Regions from separate parts of the Homo sapiens genome. Here region 1 is linked to region 2. Evidence: chromatin contacts called from ENCODE Hi-C data. All regions are on one chromosome and are shown on one strand. Each heading gives the region's core, a stretch centred on a gene start or an enhancer-like site at or near the end of the contact. The rest is flanking DNA. Distances are from core to core; before and after follow the strand shown.

Evidence for each region. A loop is a pair of places that touch in the nucleus more often than their neighbours do. Pooled maps may share reads with other maps.
Region 1: a pooled map shows a loop between it and region 2 (2.3-fold over the local background). The contact joins two enhancer-like sites. A Hi-C loop is called at or near these places in 4 of 168 maps with a recorded cell type or tissue (Caco-2, K562, MCF 10A and 1 more), 1 of 37 single-sample maps with no recorded cell type and 4 of 50 pooled maps.

What each region holds. Positions count from the first base shown.
Region 1 is chr9:125,421,076-125,427,947 of GRCh38, forward strand. LOC112268055 (a long non-coding RNA gene) reads left to right here and starts at 259. Exons shown (of 3, transcript XR_002956935.2): 1 at 259-681; 2 at 3,799-5,154. It also overlaps the pseudogene RNU5B-5P. RefSeq lists an enhancer at 2,764-3,264. Within about 2 kb of position 4,401, at least 3 of the 41 ENCODE cell types and tissues checked have a DNase peak (open chromatin) inside an H3K27ac peak, as active enhancers do.
Region 2 is chr9:125,527,095-125,534,080 of GRCh38, forward strand. All of the region lies in intron 7 of MAPKAP1 (MAPK associated protein 1), which reads right to left. Among named protein-coding and RNA genes, the nearest start is that of MAPKAP1, 180 kb to the right of the region's middle. RefSeq lists enhancers at 704-763, 814-863, 3,137-3,296. Within about 2 kb of position 3,102, at least 3 of the 41 ENCODE cell types and tissues checked have a DNase peak (open chromatin) inside an H3K27ac peak, as active enhancers do.

The DNA of each region.
Region 1 (6,872 bases), core at 3,151-5,650, 100 kb before region 2:
GATTACAGGCATGCACCAACACGCCCAGCTAATTTTTGTATTTTTAGTAGAGATGGGGCTTCACCATATTGGTCAGGCTGGTCTTGAACTCTTGACCTCAGGTGATCCACCTACTTTGACTTCCCAAAGTGCTGGGATTACAGGCATGAGCCATCGTGCCTGGCCAATATATACAATTTTTACTTGCCAATTAAATTTTTGTTAAAAAGAAAGAAAACATGGAAACAAATCACCCCGTCCGTGTTCAGCCAAGATGAGCTCTGATTGGCTGCACCCCCTGGTCCTGGAGCCAATGAGGACGCAGAGTCCTTCTAGTGCAGGTGACATCATCCTGGGCATATTTTATGTGGCATTAGAAATCCAATAATGATCATTTCAAGAGATTCTGCAGAAGAAATGTCCCAAACACAATGCGGCTGCCTGATGGTCTGAAATCCGTGCATTTCTGTGGTAGAGTGAGTAGGAAGTGGGGGTGCTTCTCCCTCTTTGGCCGCAATTGTGTTTTGAGGAGTCCAATCATCATCGATTACTTATTTATGTGATTAATCTCCTTAGGAAAGAAGGCACTTGTCCCTATTTTACACAGGAGGAAGCAGAGAGCCCAGGGGATGACTCGACCCAGGCACACGGCTGATGGATTGATGAACGGCAGAGCTGGCCTCAGACCACAGGCAACTCTGGGTGTGTCCACCCACCTCTGCCAGATCCAATCGCACTGGCCCAGGAAGGGAGGCGAGGGGGTGGGGAGCATATGAGGATGAGGGTTCCCCCAGCACTGGGAGGCCCTTGAGCTCACTTGGCCCAGGTGGGGCAAAGTCACGCTGTGGCTGGGGTGCCCTGAGCCATGCTGGGCCAGAAGTCATCCCGTGCAGGTGGGAGGGATCCCTGGGCTCTGGGTCCTGGCTCTCTGTCCGTCTCTGTCATCAGCCTCACACGGGGCGCTACTCATCACACTCCTCGCTGGTGTGCAGGGCTGCTGCTCCGCATGATAATGGAACATGATGCCTCTTGCCAGGTTTATTTGGCTGGGAGTGGTGGTGGATGTCAGTCAATTTCTGGTGCCCCTTTGCCCAGATGTGAATGTGGTACCTGTACACCCTGGGAGAAGAGGGTGTTTGTTGTAAAGTGTACTGGGATGTGTTTTAATCAGGTATGGTAAGGTGGCAGACATGAAGAGGCCAATGCCATTGAAAGTGTGTTTACTGGCCGGGCATGGTGGCTCATGCCGGTAGTCCCAGCACTTTTGGAGGCTGAGGTGGGGGATCACTTGGGTTCAGGAGTTCGAGACCAGCCTGAGTAAAATAGAGAGACCCCCCCCCGTTTCTATATTAAAATAATAATAATAAAATAAAAATAAAAAAAGAAAGAGTGATTACTACTCACAGTTTCCTGGAGAAGAGGGTACAGCACGCCCTGCAGGGCCCCATGGAGAAGCTCCAGGGTCAGGGAGGAGGCAGCTGGAGCTTGGAGGGAACATGGCCCAGAGCCTTCATCATGGTTTCCAAGGGAAGAAAAAATGGACAAGGCAGAGTGGGCGAGTTCGAGCTCGTGTAGGATTGGATAGATTCTCGGCTAGTTTGAATAATTTGGCAGGCTCCGGGCTGTAGAAGTAGTGTCTGGTTGTCTGGTACCTGCCCCTGGCCCCCAGGCACTGAGATGAGAGTACCTAGAGTGACTTTGGGCAGGGGAAGTATGGGCTTGGCTGTGAGAATTGGATAAAGGAGGCTGGGGATGTACGCTTCGGGGTGGTGGGTTTGCATGTGAAAGTCATGCTCTTTGCTGTCTCTAGGAGTTAGCTAGCCCCGGAAGGGGCAGTTCCTTCAAGATTAACAAGGCCTCTAAAATGTCAAAGCATCATAAAATACAGAAAGCAAAACTCACGATTGACACAGCTGGCCCATGGGCACCTCGTCCAGGTGTCTTCAGGCTGGGGCCCCATCGACCTTTGCTCCCGACTCTGAGGCTCCATCATGCCTGGCAGCCTCTCAGGCTTCAGTGTCACTCTTGGGCACACGGGAATCACCAGGCTGCGGGGCACCACGGCATGGAGAAGAGAGAGCCTTGAGGTCCTCTGCTCATGAGCCACACAGCTGGGGGCTCCCACAAGCCTGTCTAGGGTGCTGTTGTCCTTTTCGCCCTGTCCCGGTCTAGAGGCAGAGCCCCCTTGTTAAAGACCCACAGGATCTCCTTGCTCCGTACCCTTGGTCTCTGGAATCTGCTCTAGGACCTGCCTGAGCTCCTGCTAAGGCATCCTCTCCCCAGAGCAGTGGGGGCTGCTGGCCTCAACCAGGGTCATTTGGTAATGGGTGGGACATTTTTGGTTGTCGCCTGGGGAGGGGTTGACAGGGTTGGGGAGCAGATCGGTTTTATAACCACGGGCACAGGCTAGGAAGGCCAAACATCCCTCAAGGCACGGAATAGTCACCCGACATGGAGAATTGTCCCATCCCAAGTTCCAGTAGCGCCCTTGTTTGAGAAATGCAAGCTCCCTGCACATGGGGCAGGGTTGGGACTTGTTAGGAAACACAGAGGGGCAAATATCGTGGTTACTTTGATCAAATCTCATCCTCCTGCCTCAGCTCCTTGCAGGAGAGAAAACTGAGGCCAGGAGTGCCCACGGGAAGTGCTGAGATCACACGGCCATGAAGTCACTGGGCAGGGACTTCAGTTCACACCTGTCTCCCTCTGGAGCCTCCAACTGTGACCGCCTCATCCAGAAAACCCTCGGAGTGACAGGGCCCTGTTGGGGGAGGTGGACCCAGGCCCCTTCCCGCAGGAAACTCCTTCCACAGCCTGTCCGAGGTTGTGACCCCAAATCGTCCCCTCTTGACCTGCAGTTGGGCCCCTGCTATGCTGCCTGGCGTCCACTGTGGCTGAATGAGTGCCGTGGGCTTATGGGGACCCTAAGAGAGTTAAGGAACAAATGGTTAGGGGTGGTTGGCAGGGGTGGATAGAGGGGAATCCGTCCTGGTTCTGGAGCCTGAGACCTGCTTGTAAGGGTCGGCCCTGATTTGCTGTGTGACCCAGGGTTGCTCCTGTGCCTCTCTGTGCTCCATTCCTCCTCCGCATACCCGCCTCACAGAGCGGTCAAGGGCCCCCTCGGGATTGCTACACACCGTGGGAAGGTCAGGGGACAGCATGGGTGGCATCTGACAGGGGGCCCTACTGCAGATGATTCATTGTGTGCCTGCTCTGAGCCAAGCCCTGGGGCCGGCACTGGTGACCCAGTGGTGGCCAGACAGGCAAAGCCCTTGTCCTCACAGGTTGCCCAGACCCCTTCTGGTGGGTGATGGTTACATACCCCCTGTGATGGGCGGGATTCTATCTCCCCCACAAATTCATCTGTTGAAGTCCTAACCCCCACTGCCTTAGCATGTGACTGTAATGAGAGACTGGGCCCTTATTCATTTATTTAATTATATTTTTTGAGACAGGATCTCGCTCTGTCGCCTGGGCTGGAGTGCAGTGGCGCCATCACGGCTCATGCAGCCTCAACTTCCCTGGGCTCAGGTGATCCTCCCACCTCAGCCTCCCAGGTGGCTGGGGCTACAGGCATGTGCCATTACATCCAGCTAATTTTTTTTTTTAATTTTTCGTAGAGACGGGGTCTCCCTATATTGCCCAGGCTGGTCTTGAACTCATGGGCTCAAGCGATCCTCCCACCTTGACCTCCCAAATTTCTGGGATTACAGGGGTGAGCCACCATGCCCGGCAAAGACAGGGCCTTTAAAGGGGTAATTAAATGAAAGTGACATCATTAGGGTGGGCCCTAATCCAATCTGACTGGTGTCCTTATAGGAGGAAGAAATTAGGACGCAGATACCCAGAGGGGAGACATGAGGACAGAGGGAAAAGCCGGCCATCCGCATGCCAGGCAGAGAGGCCTCGGGAGAAGCCGCCCCTGCTGGCACCTCCACCTCGGACTTCTAGCCTCCAGAATTGTGAGAACATCAGTTTATTTTGTTTACCCGCCCCCCCCCCGCCCCCACCAAATCTGTAGAACTTTGTTACAGCAGCCCTCGGGAACAAATACACCCCCAATATATGAACGTGCATTTGGAGTCGTGAGTGCAGCAGCCCCCTAGGAGCTGATACCACTGAAAATACGAGACACCCAATTAAATTTGAATTTCAGATAAACAATGAATAATTTTTTCGCATACACTGCATGGGACATACTTATTATACTAAAACAATCCATTGTTTATCTGAAATTCAAATTTAACTGGGCGTCCTGGATTTGCATTTGCTAGATCTGGCCACGTGGCCTGGCATCTAAGGCTGTGACTCCCATCCGACAGAGGTTCAAGGACAGAGACCAGCCTGGAAGCCGAGAAGGGGGTGAGAGCCTGAGGCTGCTTCCCAGGCCTGAGCTGCTCTCCCCAAACGGTTCCCATCTCCCGCACAAACATATTTATTGGGCCTGATGGCAAACAGATTATGCTTGTCCCAGGAAGGGCAGCTCCAAAGAGAAAACCTTGAAGTCCGGGAAATAATGATGAGGGAGTTAAATTAAAGTGCATAAAACCCTCCCGAGAGATAACGTCAGGGTGAGTTACAGGCCCGATAAGGGACTGGGGGCTTGCAGAGGGGGCTCAGAAAGGTCGCCCAGCGGCGCACAGAGGACCAGGAATCATAAATATGGGGCAAGACGCCCAGCCGGGGTCGCCGGGGTGAAAATATTGGGGTCATTCCAAAAACAATTATCCTGCTTGGTTTGCTCTTCAGGTCTTGTAAATCTTTCACCTTTTATAAAAGATTTCTGGAGAAGGAAGCACTCTGGAAGTCTTAACTGATTTTTGTGGCTGCTTCTTGGTGGTTCTGCTGAAGGAAAACAAAAAGACAGAGGAAAATGAAATTACCCAGCATTCTCAGAGGCACAGGGCTGGGCTGACTGGTTTTCTCTTATTCTTTGGAGAATTTGGGCTGCCTTGGGTTTTGAGTCCTCCCATTTACAGTCTTGACACCATTTAACAGTTCGTTTGTTCTGTTTTGAAGCCAGTTGCAGCAGGGCTTTCACTGCCCAGTGGGCCCTGTTCTATGGGGCCAACTTGGCAGCCATCTTGACTGGAGGCAGCCATCTTGGCAGAAGCGGTGCCCGTTCTGACTGAAGTGCAGCCGTCTTAACTGAGGGGCGTTCCTGGTGGCTAACAGGTACCCAGATGCTCGTTCTGACCGAAGTGCAGCCACCTTGACTGACGGGGTTCGTGGTGGCCGACATGTACCCAGGCTCGTGTGCCCAGGCAGAGCTCCTGAAGCTGGAGAATGGGTCTAGGCCACGCCTGGCCTCGTGCTCACGGCTCCAGCTGCATCCCCTGCCTTCCTATTGTCTGCCCAAGGGCACCCTTGGTCCAGTCCTGTCCTCTGTGGCTCTGTCTGTGTTCTGGGCTTCTCAGTTGCACCAGCAGAAGGCAGTCATTTGTCCCACAAATGTTTTTTAAGGCTGGGTGTGGTGGCATGTGCCTGTAATCCCAGCTATTCGGGAGTATGAGGCACAAGAATTGCTTGAACCTGGGAGATGGAGGTTGCAGTGAGCCAAGATCACGCCATTGCACTCCAGCCTGGGCAAGACAGGGAGACCCTGTCTCAAAAAAAAAAAAAAAAAAAGCGAAAAGAAAAGCTCATTGAGCACCTGCACACTTGCACATGCCGGCCACTGTGCTGGGTCCTAATGCCTCATCCTCAGCTGAGGGCGTCATCTTCTGGGTGGCTTTTTCCTAGGTTTCCCTGTCCCCCTCCGCACGTGCACAGCCACAAAACCGGCTCTCCTCAGAAATCTCTCTCCTATCGACTACCTCATTTATTTCTCACAACCCTGTAGAGGAGGGATTACTAGCGCATTTGACAGATGAGGAAACTGAGGCTCAGAGGGTGAAGTGACTGGCCTGGTGTCACACAGATAGGGGAGGAGGCAGAGCTGGGAGTTCAACACCGACCTGTACAGCTCTAGAACGGCGCTCTTGGTGTCCCGTGCCTTAGCTGTGTGCCCTGGCGGACTCACTGGGCACCCTGAGCCTTGCTCTCCTCATCTGCGCACGGGATACATGTTCTAGGCCTGCGTGGGGCGTGCGGGCGGGAGCCATGCGTGCGGGGCGTGCGGGCGGGAGCTGCAGGCGGGGGCTGAGGCTTGGAGTCTGGAAAGCATTCTAGGGGTGGAAGCCAGAGCTTCTCTGTGTGTGTGAGAAAGAGTATCCCCATTCAGCTTTCATGGTCTGGCACCTCCCACCACAATAGAATTATTCAAACTGAGTTAATTTGCTGAGTGGGACTTGGGGCTCCTTCAGGTTCAAGCCAGATTGAGGTGTGGGAGAGGGGTAGCAAGGGGGTGGCCAAGTGGCCTGAGAGTGTCCCATGGGAACACCCGCCCACCCATTCATTCATTCATGCATGCATGCATTCATTCAACAAACCTTATTTTGTGCCAGGCCTGCTCTGGGCGCTGGGGATACAGTGAGAGGGGAACAAGTCAGATTCGAGTCCTCCCCCACCAGAGCTCCTATCCCGGGGCAGGAGACAGACTGGAGCTAGGGAGGCCCGGGAGGAGGCCACTGCTATGTGGTCCAGGAGAGTGATGGTGGCACCCGGATGGAGGCAAGAGTGGCCCTGAGGATCCCATGGAAGTGTAAAGGGTGACTCAGCCTCAGCGAGGTGAAGGGACTTGCCCAGGGTCACACAGTTAACAGGCGGTGGCGCCAGTTTGTCTGACTGGAGACCGCGCTGTCAGCCGGCCACTGCCACGGCTCCCGAAACAGCATCGCCCATACCGAGTCCCGAGCTACCCCAGCTCTAGACATGCGTGCATGCACTTCGGTCACAAGTGTGCCTGGGGAAGTTGCGTGTCACCCCCTTCTTGGAACACAGTGCACAGTGGC
Region 2 (6,986 bases), core at 1,852-4,351:
CACTCTGTCACCCAGGCTGGAGTACAGTGGCGCGATCTTGGCTCACTGCAAGCTCTGCCCGCCCCCAGGTTTAAGCAATTCTCTGCCTCAGCCTCTGGAGTAGCTGGGACTACAGGCGTGTGCCACCATGCCCAGCTAATTTTTTGTATTTTTAGTAGAGATGGAGTTTCACCATCTTGGCCAGGCTGGTCTTGAACTCCTGACCTCCTGATCCACCCACCTTGGCCTCCCAAAGTGCTGGGATTACAGGCGTGAGCCACCGCGCCCGGGCCTCATACATATAGTTTTAAGAGTAAATAATGCTGTTAAGTCCTATGATGAAAAAGAGTAATTCCCTGTCCCATTCTTGAGTCCCTCCTTATAGGCAATTTGTTTAAGTTTTTTTGTGTGTGTGATTTCTGGCACTCACCGTCCTACTTTTTATTAACATTCCCATTCAACTACTTAGATAAGTTATTATAAATATCAGACAATATCTATTAACTTACATTAGAGAGAATGAAGACTTAGGCTGTGCACTCTCTCTCTCTTTCACACACACCCACACGTCCTTTGGAAAGTGAGTTTGCTTTTCTTTTCTTTTTCTGCAATACAGTAGCTTCCTACAGTAACTTCCTCCTGCTGGGCACCCTTACGTGACTATCAATGTTTAAAATGTCTGCTTTTGGTATACTCCTCTGGCTCCCCAAGGACTCAGAAGAGATCCACATCATTACGGGAATCTGGGCGGCAACACTAATTTCAACGGATATGCATCGCCTTTCATTTTAAACACATTTACATTTTCATTTGATGATGTAATTCTCCAAGGGAGTTTAATCTCTGATAACCAAAGTACAGTGAATCCACTCCTAAACACAAAGTGGTGGCCTCAGGTGTGGGCTGGCTGAGAGACACGTGGCTACGAGCTGTGGACTGGTTTTCACTACATCTTAGTTCATTCCACAAATGTGCTAACCACCAACCCTGGGCCAGCTGCGGTGCTGGTAAACCATAAGGAACCTACCTCTCCAAAAGGAGCTTTCACTGTACTCAAGGAAAAGCGGGGGCTCTCATTCTCTTCTTTTGCAAGGTGCTTACCAGCAGCTGGCAAGATCAGTGTATTTGGAACTTACTGGGGACAGGGCCACAGTGCCTCTGCCACAAGCCTAAGTGGCTGAGGGATACTGATCTCTGGAGAGGATTAGTGTCCCTTCCCAGCTTCCATGGCTGGAACATGGCCTGTTTCCCTTGATGGCCACTGTTGATGGAGTCATTTACTGCTCATGAATTTACCCAGCCCTTTCTGCCCTGTCCACTTCTCCCTGCCTGCATCAAGGAGGGGTGCTGGTAGCCCAATTAGGAGATGCGTGGAAACGAGTGGAAAGAATGAAGTTATGCCTGAGCCTGGGAGCCAGAGAGACTCCCTCTAGGAGGGGAACTCCCAAACCTGAGGACTCAAGGAAGTCTTTTCAGTTAGAAAATGGAAGGACCGCCAGGCACAGTGGCTCACGCCTGTAATCCCAGCACTTTGGGAGGCCGAGGCAGGTGGATCACGAGGTCAGGAGTTCGAGACCAGCCTGGCCAAGATGGTGAAACCCCATCTCTACTAAAAATACAAAAATTAGCTGGGCGTGGTGGCACATGCCTGTGGCGCCAGCTACTTGGGAGGCTGAGGCAGGAGAATCGCCTGAACTCGGGAGGCGGAGGTTGCGGTGAGCTGAGATCATGCCATTGCACTCCAGCCTGGGTGATAAGAGTGAGACTCCGTCTCAAAAAAAAAAAAAAAAAAAAAAAAAAGGAAGGACTAGCAGGGCGCAGTGGCTCACGCCTGTGATCCCAGCACTTTGGGAGGCCAAGGCAGGTGGATCACTTGTGGTCAGGAGTTCGAGACCGGCCTGGCCAACATGGCGAAAACCCCTGTCTAAAAATACAACTAAAAATACAAAAATTAGCCGGGCGTGGTGGTGTGCACCTGTAATCCCAGCTACTCGGGAAGTTGAGGCAGGAGAATCCCTTGAACCTGGAAGGTGGAGGTTGCAGTGGGCCAAGGTTGCACCATTGCACTCCAGCCTGGGCAAAATGAGTGAAACTCTATCTCAGGAAAAAAAAAAAAAAAAAAAGAAAGAAAGAAAAAAGAAAAGAAAATGGAAGGACTAACAAAAGCCAGAGCAAGAATTCCTATCAAATGTGTTTTATTGCTTTGTTTATTAGCCATCTCCTCTATTAGAATGTTAGCTCTCTGAGTTCACCCAACTGTCACCCTTATATCCTTATTCACTACCTGAAATGTAGCCAAGACTCTACTGAAGGATAAGTTAGGTTTCAGACACACTGTACCTGAGAGATCTGCATGACCCTCAGGGATTCTTAGACTTCAGTTACACATTATCTTAATTCACACTGTTCTGCTATTAAAAGTAGTGTGCCAAAAAAAAAAAAGAAAAGAAAAAAAAAGGCGAAAAAAGAAAAGGAAAGCTTAAGTTTTGCTATGATTTGATATTTCTGTGATTATGTGGTGACAGTTTCCAGGAAGATTGAGGAGTTCCAATAGACCACCTTGTATCTTTTGCAGCACTTGGGCTTTAATCACATCTCACTGACTTTCTGTTTGAAAAATTGGTTCGATGACACAGTAGAATCTACACACCTAGCTGCCTGCCATACTGTGATTAGTAGCTAGGTAACCAGAGAGGTAGATGCTGATACGTCCTCTCCCCAGATCTGCCTTACGGTGCTAATCCAATGCCATTTTCCTGATTTTAAGTCTTCTTTGTCTCAGGACATTATTGTCATGTAAGGCAGAAAAAGAAATGCCCTTACTGACTAGCTATTTTTCTTCTTTTCTTTATAATGCACTTAAAGCTGTTGCAGATATGCGGCAGAAAGTGCCACTACTTATAATTTACTCAAAAAGAAAGAACTATGCAAAATTACTATTGGAGTTGTTTAAAATGCCTTTTACATTGCTTATGGGAGTAAAACAGCTCCAGTATCAGGCCTCTGTAAGCAGCAGAACAGGAGTTGGGTGGTTCAGGCCCTTGGTTTCCTGTGGTGGGGTAACTCTACTAAAGCAAGGGTTTTTTCATAGAAAGTAGCTAAAATCAGTCTTGGTAGAGAAGAATTTTCCTTACAGCTACTAATAGGATAAACACATCAAATGGCCTGACCGAAGAAAGAGGGACTTCTGCTTCCTCTGGTGCAGACTGAGACTCTTCATGGAGGCTGGAGAGATGTAATGGGCACATGCAACACTCTAATCCTGTCTGTAATTATAGAATCATTTTCATTTTCAAAATCACATGGATATTTAAGTATACTTCCTCTTTTAAATGTTTTCTGAGAAACAGCAACAGGGTCTGTGAGCTACTAAACTGTGAACACAAAGACTTTTAAAACTTACTTATAAATGTGTTTGTTACAGGCAATTACAGTTTGTTCACATTATTTCCAGAATCTTTGGCATAGGAAATTAAATTTGCAGACATAAGCTATCTGATAAATAAGGCTTGTGACCATTAATCCATCCCTATAGATATATGGTATGGTTCACTTATTAGTAAAAAAAATCATTTGAGTTGACTCTCTGGGTCTAGTTTTCTCCTTCTTCAAAATAAAGTGTGCTTCCAGCAGATTCTAATTCAAACACAATTCAAAGGCTCATTCTACCACAAGGTAAAAACTTTCTATAGACTTAATTCACTGGAAAACAAAAGGTGCAGGCAAAGGCCAAATCATATGGATAGAAAAGGAAGTAAACCAAAACCTAAAGAGAAAGCCAGGTTTTATGGCGTGCCTGGCATGATAGTGGCAATAGGGATGATGGCAGCTGATGTCCACTGAGCGCCTACTATGGACTAAGTGTTTTACATGCATTCAGTTAAGACAATAACCCTGCAAGATAGGTATTATTACCTCTATTTACAGAAAAGACAACTGAGGTCAGAAGGGGCTGATGACTTCCCTAACTTCACAGCTTGTAAAAGGGACAGGTGGCCTGGGGACTGGGGTTGGTTTGGTTCCAAAGCCCATGCTGTTTCCACTGAGTCTTGCTGCCACCCCCAGCTGAAGCAGGGACATTTGGTCTCTCTAGAGAGAAAGGCAACAGCTTCCACTGAGCCGTGGGCCCCGTAACCTTATCCAGTAGAAGGAAGCACCACAGTGTCTAGCAGTACAACCTTTGGCCATTTGGCTTTGAGTCCTTACTCCCCTACTAGCTGTGCGACCTCAGCAAGTCCTGCAACCTCTCTGAGCTTTAGTATTCTCACTTATAAAATGAACATGACAACTGATTCAAATAGTTGTTTTAAGGATTAAAGTGTAATGGAAAAAAGTATCTGGCAGATCACCTGGCCAAGTGTGAGTATTAGTAAGTGGTGATTATTATACCTGTAACTGTAAATGCAACTTAAAACCACAGATCAATGGGAGAAACTATGACCTCAAAGATGTTATTTAACAGACGAGCTAATAACAATAAAATAACCTAGTGCTTTTTATGCTACAAGAATACATGTTTGTACATTCAGAAATTCATATTAGTATCAACAGTATCTAAATGATGTATTTTTAATTTTTGTGAGTTTTCCCATTTTATTATGAGTATTTTTAAACCACAGAAAAGTTGAAAGAACTGAACACTGAGAACCCATATACCCATCACCTAGACCTATAGTCAACATTTTACAATACTTGCTTGATCACATATCTATCAATCCATTTTTTAAAATGTATTTCAAATCAAGGAGGAGACATTACTACATTCACTCTGAACTACTTCAGCATACATAGCATTAACTGAAGCTCAATATTTGTTTAAGATTTTCTTTTTACTTTTAGGTAAAATTTACATGCAATATACACACAAATTGTACAAATACAATTTGACAGTCTGACAAATGTACACACTTGGCAATTGCAGCTCCCGTCAATATATAGATTCCCAATCAATATACAGATGATTAGCTTTACTCCAGAAAGTTCCCTCATCCACATTACATTTTAAGTGAGGAAGCTGTGGTGTACGGAAAAAAAAACATTGGGCTCAAGAATCAAAGGGTCTGGGTTCAAATCTCACCTGTATTACTCATTAGAAATACATACAAGTGTGCACACACACACTCCATGTGCTCTCTTTCTCTATATATTTATATATCTCCTTGGTTTTCTACCACAAAAAAGAGATAATGCCCATCTCACAAGGTCTTTTGTAAAGGTTAAATACAAAAATACCTGGAATACAATAAGTATTCAGTAGATGTAATCAAAATGGAATCATTACCTTGGTACTTTCTACCTCTCTCCCACCTCTCTCCAATCTGAGGATATTGTCTTCAAAAAGAAAAGTAAGGACACACACACAAAAAGCAGTTGCAAAAGAGATGAGGGGGAAAAAGGCATCTCTCTGCATAGGCAGTAATCTCCCAATTTATCCACTCTGACTTCAGCTAATTAAACATCTGTCTCAACGGCCTCCTCAGCAAATTAGTCATCCCCACTTTGTGACATTGATTGTTGGTTGCAGCCTTTTCCCCACTTGCTACCATTCCCAGAAACTTCTAGGAGTTTACTCACCAGGCACATGGCAAGGAATGATGCAGGGTCCACATTAACCCCCTACAGTTGCCCTTGGTGCCACTGCTGTTCATAATGCTGCCAGGCGTGTCCTTAGATCTGCTGCCCCAAAATAAACCGGTTAAGGGGTAACAATGTTTTTGTCTATATTTGTGACTTCCAGATTATGATGCATTTTCTAAGTGCTATGTACATGTACCAGACTAAAGTATTTAATAAACATTTAACTAAAAATCTGTTTTTTAAACTAGTGTTGATGACAAAGCAATCAGGTAACAGAAGTTCTCAAATAGGAGGTGGATTAAAGTCTGGTAAATTATTAGACAGCTTTTTCTGAACATATAAACAAAAGCTTTGCCGGTGCTCAAAGGGCCAGCAGGCAAACAAGTGAAGCTGTGTGGCTTGGATGCGTGATCCATTTCTCTACATGATGGGGTGTGTGTGTATGTGTACGCATACACGCCTGCTTTGGCAGGAAGTGAGGTGGGGACGAGCTGTATTCTAAACTATAGAGCACATCTTAAAAATGGTATTCTGAAATTAGGCTTTTTCTCAATTCTTTTTCCCATTAAAATAGTCGTGACTGACCAAAGAACTATCTTTTAGAAAGATAAAATGGCTAATAAATACATTTAAAAATACTAAACGACACTAAAGACCCAGAAATGCAAATTAAAATGAGATACTGGCTGCTAACCATCAGTTTGGCAAAAATTAAAGGCTGATAACATTCAGTGCTGGTAAGGAGCTGGGGAAAAGGGCATTCTCACATACTCTTGGAATGTCAAAGAATGGGCATAAACTTTTTCTTTTTTTTTTTGAGACAGAGTCTTACTCTGTCACCCACGCTAGAGTACAGTGGCACGATCTTGGCTTACTGCAATCTCTGCTTCCCAGGTTCAAGCGATTCTCCCTGCCTCAGCCTCCTGAGTACCTGGGATTACAGGCACCTGTCACCTAATTTGGCTAATTTTTGTATTTTTAGTAGAGACGAGGTTTTGCCACGTTGGCCAGGCTGGTCTCAAACTCGACCTCAGGTGATCCGTCTGCCTTAGCCTCTCAAAGTGCTGGGATTACAGGTGTGAGCCACTACGCTCGGCCAGGCATAAACTTTTTGAAAGGCAATTTGTTTTCCTCAACATTTTAAATAAATATTTGACAAGCAATCCATATTTAAAATCTAGCACAAATATGCAATCTAGCACAAATATTCAAACAAGATTGTTCACTGCATGTTTTTGTAATACTGAAAATTTGGAAATAATCTAAACATCCTTCAATAGAGAGCTAAGTTGAACAAATTATTAGGAAGATAAAATGTGTGGTCACTCTAATATAGAATAATGCTTATGACACATTGAGTTAAAAAAGTAAATGCAATATCATATATGCTGTGTGACATAATTACCCTAAAAACCTTAACACATATGTAT